Linked DNA regions of Homo sapiens: region 2 is linked to region 1. A link is an interaction called in ENCODE POLR2A ChIA-PET data of the cell type or tissue named here. Cell type or tissue: HepG2. All regions are shown on one strand. Links, peaks and the distances in the headings refer to the core of each region. The heading gives the core; the rest is flanking DNA.

Region 1 (5,375 bases), core at 241-5,240:
TTATAAATAGTGCTGCAATAAACTAGATACAATATTTATAATAAAACTAGTATTATGTTAATATAAAAGTTGAGATAAAGTACAAGGTCAAAGCCAAGGTCTGATTACATTGCTTTACCATGAGACCCCCTTCACTTCCCTGAAAACTGATGCTGAACAATGCACCATAGCTTCTATCCTTGGGTTCCTTTCTCAAGCTTTTTCTAATCATTGCTTTTCTTATGTGGAAGCAGGCAGGGGCCTAGTGATGAAGGGTCCTATTAGGCTGGGACCTGAGGGGCTGAGGAGTCACATTTATCCTAAGGGCAACTAGAGGCCTTAAAGAATTGTATGTAAGTGGCATGATCTGGTTGGCATTTTAGAAAGATTCTGGCTGCAAAGTGGGGCTCAGATTGGAGAGAAACAGGAAGGATGCAATCAGAGAAGTTGATAGAGGAGTCCAGGTGACAGCACAGGACGGCAGGGCGCAGGGTGGTGACAGTGGGATGGAGAGAAGTGGAAGGACTCAAGACAGGCAGCAGGTGGACTCAGTGGACCTTGGGGGTCAATTAGGGCTAGGGAGTGAGGGGAAACAAGACATCTAGAATAGTTCCCAGATCTCTAGTTTAGACAACTGAGCAAACGGCACACACATTTTATAAGACACAGAGTTCTGAAGGAGAAGCCAGTTTGGAGAGAATAAAATGAGTTTAATTTTGGATGTGTTGAGTTTGCAGTGCTTTTAGACATTTGAGTCTTGTGATATGGGTCGAAGCAGGAGATGAGATTTGTTGGTCATCTGTGTATAGGCAGGAGGTAAGAATTTAGAGGTCATTTGTGCACACGAGGTAATGAAGGCCACCTCCCCCAGGAAGAGGGTTAAGAGTGAACACAGCCAGGCGGGGTGGCTCACGCCTGTAATCCCAGCACTTTGGGAGGCTGAGGCAGGTGGATCACCTGAGGTTGGGGGGAGTTCAAGACCAGCCTGACCAACATGGAGAAACCCTGTCTCTACTAAAAATACAAAATTAGCTGGGTGTGGTGGCGCATCCCTGTAATCCCAGCTACTTGGGAGGCTGAGGCAAGAGAATCACTTGAACCTGGGGGGCAAAGGTTGCGGTGACCTGAGATGGCACCACTGCACTACAGCCTGGGCAACAAGAGCGAAACTCTGTCTCAAAAAAAAAAAAATAAATAAAGAGTGAACAGAGACCGACGGAGGGCAGGAGAAAGACCATTCTCCCAGGGAGGCCGAGAAGGAGCAGCCAAAGGGACGGAAAGGAAACCAGGAAGTACAAGATCATGGAGATCAGGAGAAGAGAGGCGTTCAAGAAGGCAGTGGCCCACAGAGCTGGCCACAGAGGGAGCCAAGCTGGGTCTGACAGACGTTGACAGGAGCCTTCCCGTGTCTATTCTCTTCTTCCTGGTTTGTCACACTCAGTTCTAATTGACAGAAAAGCTGAGAACTTGTCCTGAACACTGTCCTTTGGGTTTGGTGGCCTGGAGTGGACTGACAAGTGAGTGTGACATGGGGCAGTGAAAACCCAAATGAAGGTGACTGTTTAAGGCACCCCCAGCCCGTGGCCTATTAGGGACTGGGCTGCACAGCAGGAGGTGAGGGGAGGGTGATGGAGCATTACTGCCTGAGCTCCGCCTCCTGTCGGATCAGCAGCAGCATTAGATTCTCTTAGGAGCGGGAACCCTATTGTCAACTGTGCATGCGAGGGATCTAGGTTGCACGCTCCTTATGAGAATCTTAACTAATGATTCTCTGATGATCTGAGGTGGAACAGTTTCATCCTGAAACCATCCAACCCAACCCCTGCTCCTCCTTGGTCTGTGGAAATATTGTCTTCTGAGAAATCAGTCTGTGGTGCCAGAAAGGTTGGGGACCACTGCTTTAAGGAGTTTGGCTGGCCAGGCGCAATGGTGCGTGTCTGTAGTCCCACCTACTCAGGAGGCTGGGAAGATCCCTTGAGCCCAAGAGTTCAAGTACAGCCTGGGCAACATAGCAAGACCCCATCTCTAAAAATAAACACATAAAAATATTATTATTATTATTTTTTGAGATGGAGTTTCACTCTCATTGCCCAGGCTTGAGTGCAGTGACGCAATCTTGGCTCACTGTAACCTCCACCCACTAGGTTCAAGCAATTCTCCTGCCTCAGCCTCCCACGTAGCTGAGATTACAGGCATGCACCACTAAACCTGGCTAATTTTGTATTTTTAGTGGAGACAGGGTTTCACCATGTTGGCCAGGCTGGTCTCGAACTCCGGACCTCAAGTGATCCACCAGCCTCAGCCTCCCAAAGTGCTGGGATTACAGGCATGAGGCACTGCATCTGGCTAGATTATTCTTAAAATAAATAAATAAATAAATAAATAATAAGTCTGTCAGGCTGATAAAGACAGGGAATAGGGGTGGGGAGTGTAGCTTGAAGAGGAAGGTAGGATCCAGGCATTCATTTTGTTTTGAGATAGGCTAGACCAGGGCACATTGAACGGGCGGGGTCTGTAGAGACCAAAGGACTGGGAGACAGAACATAATAGAAAGCAAAAGGTTCCTGAGGGATAATGGAGGGGGGGATTGGGAGGGTGGGGGGCACAGGTATAGGGCCTGGGTGTGGGGAGAAGGAGGCCGAGACTTCCCCCGGAACAGGTGGGACTGCGGGAGAATGGTGGGCCATGGGGCCATGGAGCCTGGACTGGTGCGGAGAGAGGAGCAGGAGACACAGCCTCCCTTGACAGTGCTCGGTTAGATCCGCAGGGCTCGGGAGGAGTTTCTTTCCTATCCTCTTTATTAATAAAACTGCCCTTTTATCTATTTTTTATTGGTTTTTATTTTGGGAGACAGGGTTTTGCTTTGTCCCCCAGGCTGGAGTGCAGTGGTGCGATCTCTGTGCACTGCAGCCTCGATCTCCTGGACTCAAGCAGTCCTCCCACCTCACAGTTCCCGGAGTAGCTGGGACTACAGGCCTGCACCACCACACCCAGCTAATTTTGTTTTTGTTTTTGTAGCGATGGGGGTCCCGCTATGTTGCCTAGGCTGGTCTCGAACTCCTGGCCTTCGTCAATCCTCCCCACTCGGCCTCTCAAAGTGCTGGAATTACAGGCATGAGCCACCATGCCCAGCCCAAACTGCCCTTTTTATCTCTGGTGATGGCTCTATCCACAAATATTAAAGATGATTTTTTATAATAATATAACAAATCTCGAACCTAATGGTTTAAATTCAACCTCCTGAATTAGCTTCTTCAGCATGTATTTACTGAGTGAAAAGTAGACAGCAGGGCTACCACGCCGGGGCAATCACTTCTGTGTCCTACAGTAGGTCCCTAGTTAAAATGAGTATTTGGCCAGCAGCCAAAATGGAAAGAGAGGCCTCAAAGAAACTTGCAGCTGCGGGACAACTTCTCTCTCCCCAGCCTGTCCTTTCTGAGAGCCACGAATACCTTCAACCACCTGATTTAAGTAGAGGAATACCCAAAAAGGCGAGCCGTTGGGGCCTAACCACAGAACTACATCTCTGAACAGAGCAGCCATGGCTGTCGCGCTGGAATTCACGCGTCTAAGCTGCTCTTTGTCTTGACAATTTGGCTTCTTTCTGCTTGAGTCAGTCCAGAATAAGTTCTCCTTGTGCCTAGAACACACTGAGCCCTTATTCCCTGGCATGTGCTATGTTATTACGAAGAAAACCAGCAAGTTTTGAATCTGCTCGCACAGTAGAACTATGCATCAAACTGGTTATGCAAAAGGCAGGGAAGGGTATGTGTTACGTTACATTTTTCTTACCACCTGCCATAAACAGAGGCTGTTTAATTTCTTGGCTTTTCACTCATTTTTTTTAAAAAAATCACGAAACATTTCTTTCCTGAATAGTGTTCTGCAGTGTGAACGATTTTGGGCGGGGGGTGCACATTTGAGAATGTTACTGTACTTCAAAGGCTTGGCAGGACTTCTTGAACTGAGATGAATGGAGAGGTGCTCTGTATATTCAAGGCACTGTGTGGGTTTTTTTTTTTTAATTTTATAAAAACTCCACATTAAGGATTGAATCACATAATCATCTAGTTAGTTTTGCCATTTCCTGTGAGGCAAGGGGCGGTGTGGGTCAAATCTTCAAGAGTTCTGGAAAATCAGCCCCATACCCAGAAGCCCCAAGACAGGATGAAACTCGATTCCCTGGTAGAAATAGGAAGGGCAATTTAGACATGGCCCCCAGGCTTTGCGAATCTAAAAATTATTCCCCTTCGTAAAGGGGAGGCACAGGCAGGACTGGGGAGAAATCAGGCAGTTTCTGTTGAGGTAGGAGGGAGCTGAAAGCATTAGTGAGGAATGGGCTTGAGACAAGACTGTCACAATTCCCTGCACGTGCCCTTTGAGAAGCTATGGAAAAATGCACTAGAGGCTGGGCGCGGGGGCTCACGCCTGTGATCCCAGCCCTTTGGGAGGCCGAGGAGGGGGCTATTGCTTGACCTCAGGAGTTCAAGACCAGCCTGGGCAACATGGTGAAACCCTGTCTCTACCAAAAATACTAAAACGAGCCAGGCGTGCTGGTGCGCGCCTGTAGTCCCAGCTATTCAGGAGGCTGAGGTAGGAGGATCGCTGGAGCCTGGGAAGTTGAGGCTGCAGTGAGCCCTGATTGTACCACTGCAATCCAGCCTGGGTGCCAGAGCAAAAAAATAAATAAAAATAAAAATAAATAAATAAATAAATAAATGTATTAGAACTCCACCTCAATTCAGAGCAATTTCCATGAGACAATGCAGACTGAGAAAAGCAAGATAAAGAGATGTGGTGTAAACAATATCCCAGTCCCACCTCAAATTCATATGTTTAATTTGAACCACATGAAAATGTCATTTTTGTAGTAAAGAGTGGTCAAATGTTGGCAGTGTCGTATTGGTTCAAAATGGTTAAATGTTGGGAATCTAATATATATATATATATATATATTTTTTTTTTTTGGAAGTGGAGTCTCGCTGTGTTGCCCAGGCTGGAGTGCAGTGGTGCAATCCTGGCTCACTGCAACTGAGTAGCTGGGACTGCAGGAAGGCACGCACCACCACGCCTGGCTAATTTTTTTTTTTTTTTTTTGAGACAGAGTCTCACTCTGTCACCCAGGCTGGAGTGCAGTGGCACCATATTGGCTCACTGCAACCTCCGTCTCCTGGGTTCAAGCAATTCTCCTGCTTCAGCCTCCGGAGTAGCTGGGATTAAAGACACCCACCACCACGCCCGGCTAATCTTTTTATATTTTTAGTAGAGACGGGGTTTCACCATGTTGGCCAGGCTGATCTCAAACTCCTGACTTCAGGTTATCCACCCGCCTCAGCCTCCCAAGGTGCTGGGATTACAGACGAGAGCCATTGCGCGCGGCCCCTAATTTTTTTTTA
Region 2 (5,375 bases), core at 107-5,106, 77 kb before region 1:
ACCAATTTAACATCACTTTTAAAATGCTGAGAGTCCTCTCTTAAACTTGTCCTCAAAGTGTCCTTTACTTTGTCAATCTTATAAAAAATTAAAAATATATACATACAGTATCTATCTCTGTGACATCATGACCAGCAGAAATATAAAAACCACAGTACAAGTCACAAATCTATTCTTCAATTTTATTTTATTTTATTATTATTATACTTTAAGTTTTAGGGTACATGTGTACAACGTGCAGGTTTGTTACGTATATATACATGAGCCATGTTGGTGTGCTGCACCCATTAACTCGTCATTTAGCATTAGGTATATCTCCTAATGCTATCCCTCCCCGCTCTTAAATTTTCTAGTAGTTATATTTTAAAAGAAAAAAAGGCAAAATTAATTTTAATATTTTGATTTAACCAAATACAACCAAAATATTAACATGTAATAAGTATTTTTAAATTGAGGTACTTAATATATTTTTCCATACTAAGACCAAAAATCCAGTGTATCCAGTGTATGTTTTTACTAACACCATGTGTCAATGTGCAGTAGCCAAACTTCAAGTGCTTAAGTGTCTGGCTCATAGATGTATGTAGCTAGTAGCTACCATATTGAACATACAGATCATTTTCATCATCAAAGTTCCATCAAACAGTGCTATTCTAGACCATGCTTTCAGTGAAGGGTGAGAGAGCACAAGAAAATAAAGAAAGCAGAGCCTCAGGAGAAAAAGTTACATCTAAATATGGTGGCCATTGCCACCACTTCTTACGTCCCACTCATTCTTTATATTTATTGCAATTTGGCCTCAAAGCTCGCCCACGCACATCCGTTTGCAACGGATCTTATGTCAGGGACACCAGAGCCTGGGTATAGTGAATCACTTTTTCTTATGAAGTTCTGTCCTCTAAATCTTTCTGAAATGTTTCACTTTTCTCCATCATCTTGCCAATATAGTCGGCCTTCCATATCTATAGATTCAACCAATTGAGGATCAAAAATATCCAGGAAAAATAATACAAATTTTAAAATGCAGTATAACAATTGTTTATACAGCATTTACATTGTATTAGGTATTGTAAGTAATCTGGGGGTGACATAAAGTATAGAAGAGGATGTGCATAGGTTATATGCAAACACTACAACATTTTATATAAGAAACTTGAGCATCCAGATTTTGATATTTGAGGGGAGTCCTAGAACCAATCGCCCACAGATACTGAGGAACAACTATATTCTAGTCTGCCTAATCTGGCTGTTTTTCACTTGGATTAATTTAAGCCTCTTAACTAATTTCCCTAAACAAGTTTTAGCCTTTTCAATCCATTCTCCTCACTGATCTTTCTAACAGACAAATCTTACCATGGCATTCCACTGCTTCTGCTTACAACTTTTCAATGACTCGAGTTAGTTCTAAATTCCTTTCAAAAATTCAGTAGTAAGTGTGGTTCACAAATAAATATGTTCTATCCAAACATATCATTTTTATTTAGCTTCTTTTTTTGGGGGGACGGGAACCATTCCTAAATATAAACAGACAATCACGGATAACGTGAAAGAAAGCTTCCAACACAGAAGAGATCAAAAAGAGAAAATAAGAACTCTGAAGAAACAGATATAATACAGATAAAGGAAATTTTCAAAAGAGGTGTGATACCCTCAGAAATCTAAAAGAAGGTATTACATCCATAAAACAAACTACGATTTTTAAAAAGGAAGCTCATGGAAATCAAAAACAGGAGAGTCACAATAAAATCTCAACAGAAAGGTTAGAAGACAACTCTTTAAGAGTAGCCAAGAAGTCCGTATCCAATTTACAGAGTTCTAGAAAAAGAGGGCAAAAGATATCAGAAATACAAGTTTTCAAAACCAAAATATACACATTTCTAGACTGAAAAAATTAATGCATAATGAATTTAAAATGACCCACATTAAGGCATATCGTACAATTTCAGAAAACCAACAAGGATAACAGAAGATCCCAAATGCTTCTAGAGGAAAAAAAAAAAATAAGATTGAAAAAACAGAAGGAGGCCCGGCACAGTGGCTCACGTCTGTAATCCCAGCTCTTTGGGAGGACAAGGCACGAGGATCACTTGAACCCAAGCGTTCAAGACCAGCCTGGGCAATAAAGTAAGACCTTATCTCTAACAAAAATAAAACAACAAAAAAAATTAGCCAGGAGGCTGGGCACAGTGGCTTACGCCTATAATCCCAGCACTTTGGGAGGCAGGTGGATCATTTGGGGTCAGGAGTTCAATACCAGCCTGACCAATATGGTGAAACCCCATCTCTACTAAACATATAAAAAAAAAAAAAATTAGCCGGGTGTGGTGGTGCATGCCTGTAGTCCCAGCTACTAGGGAGGCTGAGGCAGGAGAATCGCTTGAGGCTGATAGGGAGGCGGAGGTTACAGTGAGCTGAGATGGCACCAACTGCACTCCAGCCTGGGTGATAGAGTGACACTCAGTCTCAGAAAAAAAAAAAAAAAATTAGCCAGACATGGTGGCATATACCTATGTAGTCCCAGCTACTTGGAAAGCAGAGGTTGCAGTGAACCAAGATCATACCAACCACCCTCCTGCCCAGGCAATGGAGTGAGACTCTGTCTCCAAAAAAAAAAAAAAAAAGGAAAAGAAAATCAGAAGGGCACCAGACTTTACCGCAACTCTGTATACTAGAAAACAGTGGGCTGGGCATGATAGCTCACGCCTGTAATCCTTGCACTTTGGGAGGCCCAAGGCGAGCGGATCACTTGAGCCCAGGAGTTCGAGAGCAGCCCAGGCAACATAGCAAAACCCCATCTCTACAAAACATACAAAAATTAGCTGGGTGTGGCAGCACACGCCTGTAGTACCAGCTACTTGGGAGGCTGAGGCACGTAAATCACTTGAACCAGGGAAGCAGAGGTTGCAGTGAGCCGAGATCACGCCACTGCACTCCAGCCTGGGTGACAGAGCAAGACTCAGTCTCAAAAAAAAAAAAAAAAAAGATACATGAATGGTGTTCTTTCCTACAGAACTATTATTCTCTATAGCTTATTAATCAAGATGCATTCCGCTCTGATCTAAAACTTTTAGATTCATTAGGACACTGATTTAGGAAAAAAACTAGTTTTGAAACACCATGCTCAAGAAACACAACAACAAACTGGAAGAAAAACAGTATTAAATATTTGAGATTGAGGTTGAAGTTAAATTTCTAAAAACTAGCCAATATTACCTCTATTAAGAGAAGCACCTACACAGACCTTCAACAGACAGGTATCTGAAAAGTATTCATAATCTGATGAAAAGATCAATAGCCTATGCGTAAATTGCACAATAACACTTCTGAGTTTTTAATGTCAAGTCTTTCAAAATTATGGCTTTTAAAAGCTGCAAATGACTCTCCCTCTCCCTCTCCCTCTCCCCACGGTCTCCCTCCTCTCCCTCTCTTTCCACGGTCTCCCTCTGATGCCGAGCCAAAGCTGGACGGTACTGCTGCCATCTCGGCTCACTGCAACCTCCCTGCCTGATTCTCCTGCCTCAGCTAGCCGAGTGCCTGCGATTGCAGGCGCGCGCCGCCACGCCTGACTGGTTTTCGTATTTTTTTGGTGGAGACGGGGATTCGCTGTGTTGGCCGGGCTGGTCTCCAGCTCCTAACCGCGAGTGATCCGCCAGCCTCGGCCTCCCGAGGTGCCGGGATTGCAGACGGAGTCTCGTTCACTCAGTGCTCAAAATGGTGCCCAGGCTGGAGCGCAGTGGCGTGATCTCGGCTCGCTACAACCTCCACCTCCCAGCAGCCTGCCTTGGCCTCCCAAAGTGCCGAGACTGCAGCCTCTGCCCGGCCGCCACCCCGTCTGGGAAGTGAGGAGCGTCTCCGCCTGGCTGCCCATCGTCTGGGATGTGAGGAGCCCCTCTGCCTGGCTGCCCAGTCTGGAAAGTGAGGAGCGTCTCTGCCCGGCCGCCATCCCATCTAGGAAGTGAGGAGCGCCTCTTCCCGGCCGCCATCACATCTGGGAAGTGAGGAGCGTCTCTGCCCGGCCGCCCATCGTCTGAGATGCGGGGAGCACCTCTGCCCTGCCGCCCCGTCCGGGATGTGAGGAGCATCTCTGCCCGGACGCCCCGTCTGAGAAATGAGGAGACCCTCTGCCTGGCAACCGCCCCGTCTGAGAAGTGAGGAGCCCCTCCGCCCGGCAGCCGCCCCGTCTGAGAAGTGAGGAGCCCCTCCGCCCAGCAGCCACCCCGTCCGGGAAGTGAGGAGCGTCTCCGCCCGGCAGCCACCTCGTCCGGGAGGGAGGTGGGGGGGTCAGCCCCCCACCCAGCCAGCCGCCCCGTCCGGGAGGTGAGGGGCGCCTCTGCCCGGCCGCCCCTACTGGGAAGTGAGGAGCCACTCTGCCCGGCCAGCCGCCCTGTCCGGGAGGGAGGTGGGGGGGTCAGCCCCCTGCCCGGCCAGCCGCCCCGTCCGGGAGGGAGGTGGGGGGGTCAGCCCCCAAGCCCGGCCAGCCGCCCCGTCCGGGAGGGAGGTGGGGGGATCAGCCCCCCGCCTGGCCAGCCGCCCCGTCCGGGAGGTGAGGGGCGCCTCTGCCCGGCCGCCCCTACTGGGAAGTGAGGAGCCCCTCTGTCCGGCCAGCTGCCCCGTCCAGGAGGGAGGTGGGGGGGGTCAGCCCCCCGCCCGGCCAGCCGCCCCGTCCGGGAGGTGAGGGGCGCCTCTGCCCGGCCGCGCCTACTGGGAAGTGAGGAGCCCCTCTGCCCGGCCACCACCCCGTCTGGGAGGTGTACCCAACAGCTCACTGAGAACGGGCCATGATGACAAGGGCGGTTTTGTGGAATAGAAAGTGGGGAAAGGTGGGGAAAAGATTGAGAAATCGGATGGTTGCCGTGTCTGTGTAGAAAGAGGTAGACATGGGAGACTTTTCATTTTGTTCTACACTAAGAAAAATTCTTCTGCCTTGGGATCCTGTTGATCGGTGACCTTAAACCCAACCCTGTGCTCTCTGAAACATGTGCTGTATCCACTCAGGGTTGAATGGATTAAGGGCGGTGCAAGATGTGCTTTGTTAAACAGATGCTTGAAGGCAGCATGCTCCTTAAGAGTCATCACCACTCCCTAATCTCAAGTACCCAGGGACACAAACACTGCGGAAGGCCGCAGGGTCCTCTGCCTAGGAAAACCAGAGACCTTTGTTCACTTGTTTATCTGCTGACCTTCCCTCCACTATTGTCCTGTGACCCTGCCAAATCCCCCTCTGCGAGAAACACCCAAGAATGATCAATAAAAAATAATAATAATAAAATAAAATTAAAAATAAATAAATAAATAAAAGCTGCAAATGAAGTCTAGAATCTTTCTGAATTTGTAAGATCCAGTGGCCGGTTACCTTAACAATCAATTACATTACT

The links. Peaks named below come from ENCODE experiments on the same cell type or tissue, not always from the same donor. Only the 100,000 strongest peaks of a DNase experiment are listed, where the experiment ranks them.
Region 2: POLR2A ChIA-PET joins it to region 1 with 6 read pairs; 3 of 35 experiments call an interaction of 5 or more read pairs at or near these places.

What each region holds. Positions count from the first base shown.
Region 1 is chr5:32,214,665-32,220,039 of GRCh38, forward strand. No RefSeq gene overlaps it. Among named protein-coding and RNA genes, the nearest start is that of GOLPH3, 43 kb to the left of the region's middle. In HepG2, for the core only: no CTCF peak of the experiment used is centred there; a DNase peak (open chromatin) is centred at 3,317.
Region 2 is chr5:32,138,199-32,143,573 of GRCh38, forward strand. All of the region lies in intron 2 of GOLPH3 (golgi phosphoprotein 3), which reads right to left. Among named protein-coding and RNA genes, the nearest start is that of GOLPH3, 33 kb to the right of the region's middle. In HepG2, for the core only: no CTCF peak of the experiment used is centred there; no DNase peak of the experiment used is centred there.